Linked DNA regions of Homo sapiens: region 2 is linked to region 1. A link is a contact called in ENCODE Hi-C or POLR2A ChIA-PET data. All regions are on one chromosome and are shown on one strand. Each heading gives the region's core, a stretch centred on a gene start or an enhancer-like site at or near the end of the contact. The rest is flanking DNA. Distances are from core to core; before and after follow the strand shown.

Region 1 (6,598 bases), core at 1,261-3,760:
GTTGTTTCTAGTAAATGTGGAAACAGGCCATATTACTATGTATGTGACACTTTAAATATTTAATATATGTGACATATACACAAGAATATAGCTAGAGAAACAGCTAGACATCTGCTAAATAGTACCCTTTCCTTTAAAATTACTACACTTCAAAAATTCAAAAAATACACATAGGTGTTTCATAAAATCACTGTTGTAACAGAATGACCCACGTGCTAATAATTTGGTCATAATAAGCACATAAGGAGCACAACTGGCTACTTTCCCTGAAAACTGTTACAGTCAAAAAGTAAATTAATTTAGGGAAAAAAGACTGAAGATTTCAAGGTACGGGGTCCTAAAAGTAAAGCTACTGCTTTGCAGGTTTTGTTAACTGGGCGCGGGTGTGGGGGTGGGAGTAAAGAGTAGGGATGTAGGCTTACAGACCCAGGTTGTCAGGAGAGCAATTTGATGTGGAAGGCACAAGTAAGAGAAGATGTAAACCACGCAAACAAAAAGTATTTGAAAGGGAAATAATTCAATTCAGCAAATATTTGAGTGCATACTCTGGACCGAGATTATAGATAGAATGAACTATAAAAAGTCCAAATAAACCCTCCAGAGAATGCTGAGACCTTGGCTTTCTGATTCTCCACATAAGTTAAATAGGCCCCACAGGAGGCCCCCACTGCAACACGCAGTTGGTTCAGTGCTAGATTAGTCATCGTTAGAAGATGGCCAGAATTCAGACTGATCTGAAAAACCAAAGAACTCAGGTTGCTTCAAAAACCCAGAGACAGCCAAAGCTCAGAATCAACTAAACATCCCATGTCAACTGAAGAATGATGGACTGCTTTGGTCATAGTAAGAGGGTCATGAGAGGGGAGGGAGGTGAAGCCCAACCTCTTGCTAGCCAGGGGCCTCCCTCCTCTGTAGAAAACAGAGTTAATAACCACTCGCCTGAGAGGCCTGTGGTAGGTCAAATGAGATGCCATCTGTGCAGCAATTTAGTGCACAGGAGATGTTCTGTAAACTTCATCTTTCACTGACACTAATCCAGTAAACAGGCATACCTGACTTGGGATAAGCAACAAGAAAAAAATGATAATGGGAAGCAATGAGGAAATAAAATCCTCACTTCTTACTTGAACAGCAGAATCCTTAAGAAATACAGCCCACTCAACTACTAGTTTGAAAGTTTAAAGTCTCTGTGATATCAGTTCTTTCTCTAGGTGACTTACATAGGATGAAAAAAGTGTTCCCAACTGTAAACATGGGTTTCTGTATCAAACATGTGGCTGACTCTCCATCAGCAGGAGTAGCAGTGGTTAAAAAACACAAGCTAACATGTTCTCAGCTCTTCCTCCAAGAGGTAAAAGCTCATAAGCCCATTATTTTCGTAGTTTAAAACATATATTCCTGATTCCTTTCTTTCCCTCTGCCCCACTCCCCAAATGCTGTCTTTAAATAGTCAGATTCTCTGCTAAAAATGCCATTCATGTTGTCACAAGTTCTGTATTGACCTGGCATCAGTGTTGATAATTAATTTTCATGTGCTTTTAGTTGGCTAACCTAGTTCTTTGCCACATAAAATAAATGCATTAGTATTTTCAGAAATATCCTTGCTTGGTGTATAAGAGCAAGAATGACTGTCTAAGGGATTACTCATGTCAGGAATGTTTTATGATTAGAAATTCCCCATTAGAAATAAAATTTTTCATTGAAGCGATTAACATTAACAAAATCTTTAATAGGGGACTGCTTAGAATATTGAAGTTTTCCTCATATCTGTAGAATTTTCACTTAATTATGACATATACAAGTTTTTAATTTGAAGTCTTCATTGTTTAAAACTTTTCCTTCCAATTTTGATAGGTGGTTTAACAAAAACCTACCACCTTGTGTTTCCAGTGTCATTGTTCTCAAGATGTTAAAGGCTTAGTATTGTGAAATTATAACATTGAAGACAATATTTATTCTCAAGACAAGAACCAGTCTAATAATTAACAAGGTAACTGACATTTTTAACGTCTCTGATCCCCTCTGACACTTGTGTGACTCGTTCGATAGTCACATAACGTGTGTGAGAAGGTGGGCCGTGCCTGCCTTGGAAATCATTCCTAACAGGTCTCGCATTTGTCCAGGTAAGGTCATCCAGCTCAGTAATGTCCTCATTTGTGTGAGAGCCTACCTGCCTATATTTAGTCTTTCCAGGTGGTTTATAATTGGTTTAGCCCATTGGACAGCCTGCTTTTTGGTTGATAGAGGCTGGGGAGGATGAAGGAAGTGTAAAGGCTTGAATTTGGCAGTCTCTTTGCCGGATATCTATTTTAACCCCTCCTGAAGTTAATTTACATAAAACCCAGCTGTGTAAGAATTTTTCTAAATTTAAAGTTTATTCTTATTACCGTAGGGATAGGAATGTCAGCACTCACTGAATTATGGCCTTCCTCTCCTGTGTCTGGACCTCCTGGCAGCTTATGGTTCCCGTTTCCTTTGGATAACAGGATACAGCTGGTGGCAAAATTCTCACCTGTGGAATGGCCATTGGGAGTTTTCTTCTCCATATAGATCTTTGCAAAGCAGCAGAAACCATTTTTGCAGGAAACCACAAGCCTGTGTTAAACACCAAAAGAGAATTGAAATAACATGTCCATGAGTTCCTCTTTCCAGAGGTACCAACCATCATGTGGGATCCTAAGTATAGTGTTAAGTAGCTCTTTGTCCTCCCCTTCACTTTGAGGTTGTCTAGTTATATGATGTTGAATTCCCCAGCTCTGGTCCCTATTACCTCTCTGGCAGATTAAGCAAATTGCTTCAGGCTGGATTGCTTAACACTTAGCAGAATTCATGCTGCCTTTAATGAGCTACCAGTTTAACCTTCTGGGGCTAGAGTGATTTTTAGACATTTTTGTTTTGATGAGTTGATTTTTGTACTTATAGCTATAACTGTGGATCCCTTGCCATCAAACTATGGTGCAGCAAAGCAGCTGATGAATTTCTCTGTCTCTGATGTTCATGTCAAACAGTTATTTCTCTAGCATTCATTGGGGGCTCAGTACTGTGCCAGGTGCTGTGGCATGAGCAGTAGTGGTGTGGAGGGTGCTACAGGAGACATCTGCAATGCAGTAGACTAGATTAAAAACAAGTTGGGGAGAGAAGGCAAGCACAAAAATAAAAGAAAAATAGAAGATAGTATTTGACTTACTGCTGATAGTGTGGGTTAGATTATCAGTGATAATCCTATTAAAATCAGCAAGGGTGGAGGGCATGAACATGAGCAAAGACTTGAGGACTGGACTGAGCATGGTGCATGCATGTGAGGTATGCAGGGACTGGATGGAAGGTGTGGTATGGAAGAAAAGAGTGCTCAGTAAGGCTTTATAGATAATGAGGGACCCTGAACACTCTTTGGAGGCACCAGAGGGGTAGTGGGGGCATGGTGGATGGCTTCTGAGAGCTCACCAATGATAAATGGTATGTTTAATAGAGTACCTTATCTGTTGGAATGTATATTTTCCTCACCATCACCTTTTATTTAGAATTAGGGATCGACACAGTGATGAGGATGTCCTGAGAGATGTGGTAGCTGAATGTGATAGAAGGTTAGTGCTGAAAGGCTATCATGTAATTCATAACAGGCAAGAAGAATAGGAGCTTACTTTATTATTTTCTTATTGCCTACCACTGTGTTAAACCTTTAACTACACATCTTTAATTTTATGTATTCTCATTTTACAGATGAGGAAAATAAAGCTTGGTAGTTAAGTAACTTGTCCAAGGTAACACAGCCAGTAAGTGCCACATTTACAACTCAATTCTAGGTCTTTTTGTCTCTGTCTCTGAATTACGTTAGTACTCTAATTTTTATCCTTACATTAGTCTGTTGGGGTCATCAAATGATTCTTAAATACTAGAAGGTTGTCTCTAATCTTAATGAGGACTCTGCAATCATCCTTTCCTTTAATAACTATTCATCCAAGTGGCTTGTCTATCGTTGTTGTAAAATAAGTACGTTTAATTTTTTACAGAAGAAATGTAGTGGGCTTAATCATGTGCTGGCCATGTGTGTCTGTGGATGCAGCATTTAGGAATATGGGTCCCAGAGTACAGGGCTCCATCTTTAAGCTCTGGAGGTTGGAAGCTCTAGGAAAACTAAGGTGGGTTAAATGTGTTCCCAAAACTGTGATCACATTTTATGTTTATGCTTTTCTCTCCCTTTCTCGAGTCATGGTAGGTTACTATTTGAGTGCCATGCCCTAGAACTCCCTAAAGTAAAGGCACTGGTATCCCAAAAGAACTGTTCTAAAAGATTACTTACTTCTGTGAAGGCAGAGAGGGTGCTACAGAATGAAAATAGCATTTTAGGAAGGTTGAGTCAGAGGTGCGAGTGGGGCATAGAGAGATTTTCTCAGGGTGATAAGGCCCTGGTGCTCAAGTCTACAAGCAGAGACAGGCACATTGGCAGTGAGTCCTCCTTGGGGAAGAAGAATGATCTGGGCTACTTCCAAGACCCCTTCTACCTGTAAGTTCTTGTAATTTGGGATTGGGATTAAGAAACTCCAGAGGCTGGTGTAAATTGATGGGGCACCAGCTGTTGTTTGCTGCACCTCAGGGAAGTCATGGTGGGAGTCTGGCCTGGCCCTGTTGGCTGGGGCCCCCAACAGATCCTTGCTGTGTCTGGGTTTGAGTTTACGCTACACAATTACAAACTTTTTCCAGTGCTGCTTTTTGTGAATCTTTGAACCTGCAGTTGTGAATGAACAGAAATTTGAACTGAGCTTAAAAAAAGGAAAAAAAAAAAAAAAAAAAAAGGCAGAGCTTTGTTGATACCACTGCCATTATAGGGCCATGATTTCTTTTTTCCCCATTTAGCTGCAACACATTTATTTTTCCCTTGTATAATGGCTGAGATTTCTTTAGTATGGAGCTGTGTCACAGTGGTTTATGTATTTTCTTCTCTCTCCCTGCCTCTGTTTCTAAGGCTGGGCAACTTTGAGGTATGTGGATTGACCTGGATGCCTCTTGTGACTCCTTCCCCACGATCCCCTGCGTGCACTTCCTATTCATCTTTGTAGTTCTCAGCTACTCACTGTGCTGTCATATCTGGCGCGTGCTGTTCCTTCTATCCTGTGCTTCTCCTCCTGTGTCCACTTGGTGGAACTTTCCCCATGGTTTGCTTCTTCCAGTAATCTCTGTCTGGACCCCCCATCTTCTAGAGAGTTTATTGCTCCTTCCTGATCCTTGTAACATTTTTATTATTGTGCTCATCATACTGTAATATCTGTTTACATACATATGACCCTTTACTAAAGTGGTAGGAACCACATATTATTTATTGCTAAAGCTCAATAACTTAGTACATGTAATATTTTAGGGGCTCAGAAATGTGAAATTATCTCCCTTTATTGAGTTTTTATGTGCCAGGCACATATTATAAATATATGTCAAGAAAAAGATAACCTAAACACGGAAAAGATTATAGTGTACTCTCCTACACAACTTTCAAATAAACTCTAAAATGATTATAAGGATGTCAGAGTTCTGATTTTTTAAAACTACATTTAACTTACTATTTTAAATTATTTGTATTTCATTATTGTAAGAGTTCTGATTTTTTTTCCATGATAATTACATTGATTTGGTGTTTGTGCATGTGTTTGGCCCAAACTCAGGATCATTTATGCCTTTTGGGTAATCCAGCGTTGATAAAGAATAAATTAAATGAGTGAACGTGGGTGTTACTGTTTTGTCGTTGCTGTTGTTTTAATTTGCTATGTTCTTTTGTTTTACTGTTGAATGTTACCCTGTGTTAGACTCTTCATTTCCTTCATGTCATGCCTGCCTCCTTTGTCCCACTCCCAACCCCTCGCCTTACCCATTTGGGCTCAGTGCTTTGTGTTTTGTCTTGGTGGCTAGTAAGTACCATCATATGATAGTGGGGCAGAGCAGGGCTAACTGTTCCGTATGAGAATCAGACACATATTATGAGTCTTAACATCATTTCCCGAAGTGTGGGTCATGATTCCAGAGCAAAGGATCACCAGATTTGGTCTCCCGATTTCTACTCTTTCTGGTCCTGGGAATGAGAATCAGCCTTATTTAACAAGGCCTTAAACTGATGTTCATGTGTACTAAGGTTCAAGAATCGCTGCTTAAAACTAACTGCTCAATTATTAATGTAGCTGCAAACAAAAGTAAAGCATTCATGAGGGTCTTGTAAGACTTCCTCAGTCCCTTATTCAGGAAATATATTTGGCCCATGTGGTATTTTACTTTTTTGATAGAACTTGGCATCTTCAACAGGAAAAGCGTATTTACTTTTTGTATCCTGGTCTTCTTCCGTTGTTCAGAATTTCTAGCTCATATTCCCAGCCTCCCCAACCAGGGCATAACATTTTTATAGCCACCAGCCCAGGCTCCGTGGGTTGAAGGAAAGAGTTTTTGGATCCTGTTATTTTCCTGGAGGAAGAGCTGAACATTGACTCTTTTACAAGAATCCAAAGTATGCATTGTCATTTCCATGTTAACCCTCACTCGAAATTTTTGTGGGTTTTGAAGGATTGACTGTAGCCCAGTCTTAGCAGGATCCCTGGCCATGGAAATTCATTTGAAGCAC
Region 2 (7,048 bases), core at 1,988-4,487, 80 kb after region 1:
TTTCACTAAAACCATTATTTGGCTGGAGCAGAATATCACCAGCATAGAATGAAGTTACGCGATACAAGAATAAATATGAGGTAGTAAAAAAATACAACCAATCCTATGCATTTATTAATATCTGCCTGTTCTGTTTTGAAAGTTTAACCTTATAGTAGGAGAACAGTTTCTCAGCATTACCAACTTCTAGATTGTTCTTGATTCATTAAACAGCATATACAACTTGTCCTGGCACATCAGTAAGACCTCTATCTAGTTGAACTACAGACAGTTATAATTCAGGGAAGTTTTTCAGTAACATGTTCTAGAAGGAATTTTGTGTTAGGATTCTGGATTTAATGAATCACAAAAATCTTTTAGCTGCTGAAATTGGTTATCATTGTATAATAATCATTTTGACAAGGTTTTGTTTAAATCTTTAATGTCCATAGACATAAATAAGGCGCAGTATTCTTAAGTATTCTTCTTAAAGCCTATTTTGTTTTATTAATGAAAACAAAATGTATTTGAGGTACCTGATATTTTTCCTAACACTTTTAAAAATACATTTATATCAGGATTGAGGATAATTTATCATCGTTTTTTTGGCCTTTTTTTTTTTTTTTTTGAGACGGAGTCTCGTTCTGTCACCCAGGCTGAAGTGCAGTGGTGCGATCTCAGCTCACTGCAACCTCCGCCTCCCGGGTTCAAGTGATTCTTTTGCCTCAGCCTCCTGAGTGGCTGGAACTACAGGCGTGTGCCACCATGCCCGGCTAATTTTTTTGTATGTTTTTTCACCGTGTTAGCCAGGATGGATTTATCATAGTTTTTATACATGATTTTGGCCATTTTTTCTTACAAAATTTGGAGATGGCAATGTTGACATTCTGCTCTTAATTTTATTCTTATGTGAATGATTTTCAAATTGAACTTACCCTAGAAAGACACATGGCCTAAATGGAATATCTACAATTTAAAAAATTGTTTTATTTAATGTTTAGTGTTCTGAACACTAGTTAATAAAAAGTTAAATCTAGAGTTTTAATATAATCTAACATCTGTAATTCTTTTTTTTTTTTTTTTTTGGAGACGGAGTTTCGCTCTTTTTGCCCAATTTGGAGTGCAATGGCGCGATCTCAGCTCACTGCAACCTCCACCTCCCAGATGCAAACAATTCTCCTGCCTTGGCCTCCTGAGTAGCTGGGATTACGGGCACTCGCCACCATGCCCAGCCAATTTTTTGTAGTTTTAGTAGAAACAGGGTTTCACCATATTAACCAGGCTGGTCTTGAACTCCTGACCTCAGGTGATCCGCCTGCCTCGGCCTCCCAAAGTGCTGGGATTACAGGCATGAGCCACCGTGCCTGGCCTAACATCTGTAATTCTTATACCATTTAAATTTTAATAAATATTTGTTGGCTTAATAAAGATAAAATGTTCTTCCTAAGGTTATCTAGCCGGTGCACTATCTCTTAATATTCATTTTAACTGTCAAACTATTTATCCATTTGAAAACTCTTTAGTTGTTTTTGCATATGACATTAACAGTTTCTATAGTCACTGATTATTGTACCATTTTATTCTTATAGTACATATTTTATGCTTTAACTGGCCAATAGAATTTCTGCATAAAAAGCACATAAGGAGATTTGTACTTTAAATCAGGGGTCCCCACCGCCTAGGCTACAGACTGGTACTGGTCCATGGACTGTTAGGACCCAGGTTGCACAGCAAGAGGTGAGTGTCAGGCGGGCGAGCGAGCATTACCACCTGAGCTTGCCTACTGTCCAGTCAGTGGTGACATTAGATTCTCATAGGAGTGGAAACCGTATCGTGAACTGCATATGTGAGGGATCTAGGTTGCATGCTTCTTATGAGAATCTAATGCCTGATGATCTGAGGTGGAACAGTTTCATCCCAGAACCATTCCATACCCCGCCCCCTCATCTGTGGAAAAATTGCCTTCCGTGAAACTGGTCCTTGGTGCGAAAAATGCTGGGGACCGCTGGTTTAGATTATGTAGAGAATGCTTACATAGTACTCTTTATTTTAATAGTATTTCTTGTATTGGTGGTGCTGCCTCACTGATAGTGATGGTAGCCCTGTAATCACTTAATCCTTGTTCAGCAGGCATCCATCTCTTTGGCCTTAAAAATGGCAAAGCTGAACTTGGTGTGTCCCTATTGTTTAACATCTCTTATAGGCCTCAGTTTCTTCATCTACAAAATAGGGAAAAATAATATGTACCTCATAGATCTGTTAGGATTAAACAAGAACATGTTTATAAAGTTCTTAGGAGCTTAGATATCTCTTTATTTGGAGAGCTAGGAAGGACAATTCATTGGAAATATTTCAGGTGCGTATGAATATGATATCTCTTTTAACCACCATTCAGTTTCTGACTTACTGTTTCCTAGTCAGCCTCACCCCACAATTGTAACTATCTCTTAACCTAGTGGGGAAACCAAGCCCCATTTTCCTTACAGAATTTTGGAGGGTAAATTGTGGTAGGTGTTGTAGGGGTAGTTGCTTGACACTTACCCCACAAGCAGGCTTCCCTTACTTTTTTTTCTTTTTTTTTTAAGTCTAATACTCAGAAGTTGCCTTCTTTTTTGGTTCATTAGAATTATACCAGCCCTCTAGCATACCACACAGTCACAATATATCAATCGTTTCGGGTGTCCAGACAGCTAACATTTTGAATTCACATTCATTTAATCCTCATGACAGATTTAGTATTTTCACTTTACAGATGAGGAAATTGAAGCGCAGAGAAATTTAAGTAGTCCAAGATCACAAAGATGGTAAGGTGAGAGTAAGGAATCAAACCAACTCTGTCTGACTTTCCAGCTTATGCTCTAACAATTACCTTATAAAACTTTTTTTGTTTAAAAGCACAAAATTTAGAGCAAATTACTCATAGACAGTAGTTGCTTCAAGGATGTGCCTTCTTTTTCTTTGCACTCTCCTTATGCTAATTATTAAGGCGAGAGTGGCAGTTCTATGTTCCCTCCCCCCCAAAAAAAGGAAGGAAAAGAGGAAAACTAAGTTTCAGTGCTAAAATATCTTGTGGCCCTGGGTATGCAGGATTGCATATCTGACCATAACTAGCCTAGCAGCGAGTTCCCTACGGATAGCTAAAATACATCATTTTGAGGTGGATTAGCTACCCCCCACCCCCTACCCCTTTCTGGCATTTAGCTTCTCCAGCTCCATTTGAGTAGAGTTGTGGTTGGGTTTGTAGAACTCATTAAGGTTGGACACTATTATGGTGATGTGGTTTTGAGAAGATATTGCAATAGCCCTCAGAAAAGGAACTAGATGCTGCAGTTCCTTGTCAGAAGTAAACTTGGAGCGAAACACGCCTTTAGGAGGGGTAACCAGGCTGCTTTCCTCTATTTTTAAAGCTGTAGTATGAAGCCAAAACTAAAAGAGGATGGGCTTGCGATATTCGGGGTGCTTGGGCAGCCATGTGTGAGTATCAGCTTCCAGACCAATGCTTTGTTAATCTTCATTGTTTATTCTCTGACATTTTCTCTGGCTTTTTGCTGTAACTCAACCTGAAGCATCATTGAACTTCCCTGAAGGACTTGTGTTGTTAGGATCAGAAAAGTGTTCTTCTCTGCAGTTAAGTTAATTTGACTGGGTTTTCTATGTATGTTAGCATAAAACCCCATTGTTTTCTTGCGCATGCTAGGCAAGGTAAGAAGGCAGAGACTGATTGGTTGTTGATTATTGCATGGCAGGTAGAATGCTAGAAAATTAGTTGAAACTCATCCTGGGCTTATTGAATTTTGTTGTATCATATACATAAACTGTGGACACTTGGTTTGGATGCTGTAACCTTATCTCTGAGAAATGGCTTCTAATTTGTGTTATTTTGCATTTGAAAAACTTGCTATGGATTTTATAAAACTTATAACAAAAACCCTAATATACTTTATTAGCTTCTGATAAATATTACATCAGACATCCAGTTAGTATAATTTGAATGTGGTTTGAAACTTTTTTAGAGGTAGGTTTCGTTGTGGGTAGTGGAAGGAGGCACATAAGTTTTAGAGTTAGCTCTGAGTACAGATTGTGGCCGTTTCACTTACAGCTGTGAATTCTTGGGGAAATTATTCATTAAGTCTCAGTTTCCACACATGCAACATGGAAATACACTGATACCTGCCTCAGAGTTTTTGTGAGGATTAAAAGTAAATAATAAACCAACAACATAGTCATTTTATTATCGCTATCAAATATGTACCGTACATAATTTTATGTGCTATACTTTTATATGACTGGCAGCACAGTAGGTTTGCTTTCACCAGTATCACTGCAGATATGCAGTGCATTACAACATTATGACAGCCGTAACATCATTGAGTGATAGGAATTTTCCAGCTGCATTATAATCTTACTGGACCATCATTCCATATATGGTCTATCATAGACTGAAACATGGCTAAGTGGCACATGACTGTAGTAAATATTGTTAGCATCCTTCTTTTGTTTTGTCATTTTTGCCTTCCTCCCCCTAGTGTTTTCTCACCCCTCCAAGAATAAAATCCTAGTTCCTACCAGGACTCACAAAGCTCTGTGAAATCTGAACCTGGTGCAACTCTTGAGACTTCATTTCATAACATTTTTCTCATTCCCATAGCTCTGTCTGCACAGCTACACTGGCTGTAACCTCCCTGGCCAGCTCATTGCCACCTCAGGATCTTTGTACTTGCTGTACACATTGCCTGATGTTCTTGTTCCCTAACTCTGCATGCTGGCTCTTTCATACCACTCAGGTCAGTTGTTAGGTCACCTCCTCAGAAAGCTCTTCAGAAGAAGCCGCCATTTCCAGTCGAAGACATTTTCTACCATAAGCACCTGTTTTATTTTCCTTAAGTGAAGATTTGGATTTGCGTTTTAGAATACATACAGAGTAAATAAAAATTCTCTACACAATTTTGCTGTAAACGTCTTCTGGGATTTTTGTGTATACACTTCCTTTTAGAGAATATGTGCATTTGAAGTGGTTTTGTTGTTTAAGGTGTGAGTGTTCAGTCGAATACCTCTTAGTGCCATTTTAAAATGTGATCTAAAGAAACATTTTGCTTTTATCTTTTCTTTCTGCTCATTAATCCACATAAATTACTACACTAAATTGATTTAGAATAAACAGATTGCTTGGAATTAATTTTAAAATTTATTTTTTAGCCCTCATTTCAGCCCTTAGCTCTGTGAAGCCTTGGTTGATTTGCCTAAACGCTATCTATCTGCAGAACCTTGGCCTTGTTACTTGGAAGATTAAATAAGATATTTATGATGAAAATGCTCTGAAAAACTGAATACAGCTTTTTACAATCGTTTTATATTTATTATGTACTGTGATTTGTTCCTGATATTTCACATTTGATTCAGGGAAATCATTTCAACAAATTATAGAGCTTCTTTTGTTGTCGTTTTTGTTAGGTGTGGTTTTTTTTGTGTTTTGTTGTTTGTTTTGAGATAAGGTCTCATTCTGTTGCCCAGGTTGGAGTGCAGTGGCCCAGTCATGGCTCACTGTAGCCTCGACATCCTACCTCAACTTCCGCAGTAGCTGAGACTACAGGCACGCACCACCACTAACTAACGCACCTGGCTAACTTTTGAAAATTTTGTGTAGAGATGAGGTCTTGTATGTTGCCCAGGCTGATCTCAAACTCCTGGACTCAAGTGATTTGCCTGCCTCAGCCTCCTAAAATGCTGGATTACAGGCATGAGCCCCCATGCCCACACGACAGAACCTCTTTAGAACATGACTGTTAAAGCTGATATTTGGATACTTTTGATTTTAATAGCAATAACAACAATAATAAAGACTGGGTGGGACTGAACTTTTAAAATACTCTTGCTATTGTTCAGTTGGTTTTCAGCTTTGCTCAGGCCTATATGAAGTTTACCTTTGGGAGAAAATGAAACCTTGTCCAATGGGTCTATAGCTTATACCACATGCCGTATTCCTATCTATGCTATGCCTCTTATCTCTTCTGCCAGTAGTTTTTCTCCCCAGAATCTGTGCACATTAAATTTCATTTTTCCAGTAGTTCATTTTTAGAATCTTTGCTTCAGTGATGAATTGAAAAGTTAAAAAAAATCTGATCGCTTGTAAGTAATTTGAGAAGTTCTCTGACCCACCTTACCTGTTTATTGTGCAGTGCTATTATGAGGGAGAGTAAATCAATGTTATATGTTTCTGCAAAAGCAGCAAATTACAGGAGAAACATGAGAAAAGTCACATCTAGTTTGTCCAAAAGACATTATCTCTTTATGAGGACCTATTTTATTAATGTAACTGTTTTTAAATAGGATTAATCAACTTTAATTATAACTTATGAAAAGTGCCGAATCAGGTCAGTGGGCTATATAAAAATACGCAAGGTCATTAGAAGCTTATTGGACTTGTTGAGTATGGGTTCTTTTCTTGAATTTTAGTGATGATAACCTCACACATAGTTAAGTGAACTTCGTGCCTGAAGATGGGGGTCCTGCCTAGACAAATGAGCAAAAATGTGTCTTTTTTCCTGAACTGGAAAAGCTAGTTTACAGAGTGATGACTTCTTTGTGATTAAAGTTACCAGTTTCTGTAAGTATGGAACACATCGCTTCTCCATTAAGTTGGAAGCTTGTTAATCAGCTGATTTTAACGTTCACCATTACACTGGAGTTTTGGGTTCATATTTAGTTCTTAATCTTTCTATCATGTTTAAGTTTCTCATGATCTTCAGAAATAAAACTGGAAGAAATGGATGTGCATTCCTTTCTCTCCTGATTCTGTTATTTAAATTGGTAATCCTACAGGGTTTCTGTTTGATTTTGTTTTGTGTTTTTGCCCCACGAGAAAGCTAAAGAAACTTTTTGACATTTTAAAGATGAGTGTGTACTCCTCCCTTCCCTTTCCCCTCCCTCCTCCTCCTCCCTCCCTTTGCCGTCCCCTCCCCCTCATTTCTTGGAAATTTGACTTTTTTTTCTGTCATCGGTTTGAAATTACTTTATTCAGTTATATCATTCTTTCCAAGTTTCAGCTTATTTTGTAAGCAATTCTCTTTTT

The links. A loop is a pair of places that touch in the nucleus more often than their neighbours do. ChIA-PET counts read pairs that join two places held with the same protein, here RNA polymerase II (POLR2A). Pooled maps may share reads with other maps.
Region 2: a loop to region 1 is called in a pooled map, with 2.1 times the contacts of the local background. The contact joins two enhancer-like sites. A Hi-C loop is called at or near these places in 3 of 168 maps with a recorded cell type or tissue (Caco-2, OCI-LY7 and heart right ventricle) and 10 of 50 pooled maps. POLR2A ChIA-PET finds 5 or more read pairs at or near these places in 1 of 52 experiments (T-cell).

Annotation. Positions count from the first base shown.
Region 1 is chr15:85,472,866-85,479,463 of GRCh38, forward strand. All of the region lies in intron 1 of AKAP13 (A-kinase anchoring protein 13), which reads left to right. Among named protein-coding and RNA genes, the nearest start is that of AKAP13, 96 kb to the left of the region's middle. RefSeq lists a silencer at 2,795-2,854. Within about 2 kb of position 2,511, at least 3 of the 41 ENCODE cell types and tissues checked have a DNase peak (open chromatin) inside an H3K27ac peak, as active enhancers do.
Region 2 is chr15:85,552,039-85,559,086 of GRCh38, forward strand. The region is part of intron 5 of AKAP13 (A-kinase anchoring protein 13); the gene reads left to right. Among named protein-coding and RNA genes, the nearest start is that of AKAP13, 170 kb to the left of the region's middle. Within about 2 kb of position 3,238, at least 4 of the 41 ENCODE cell types and tissues checked have a DNase peak (open chromatin) inside an H3K27ac peak, as active enhancers do.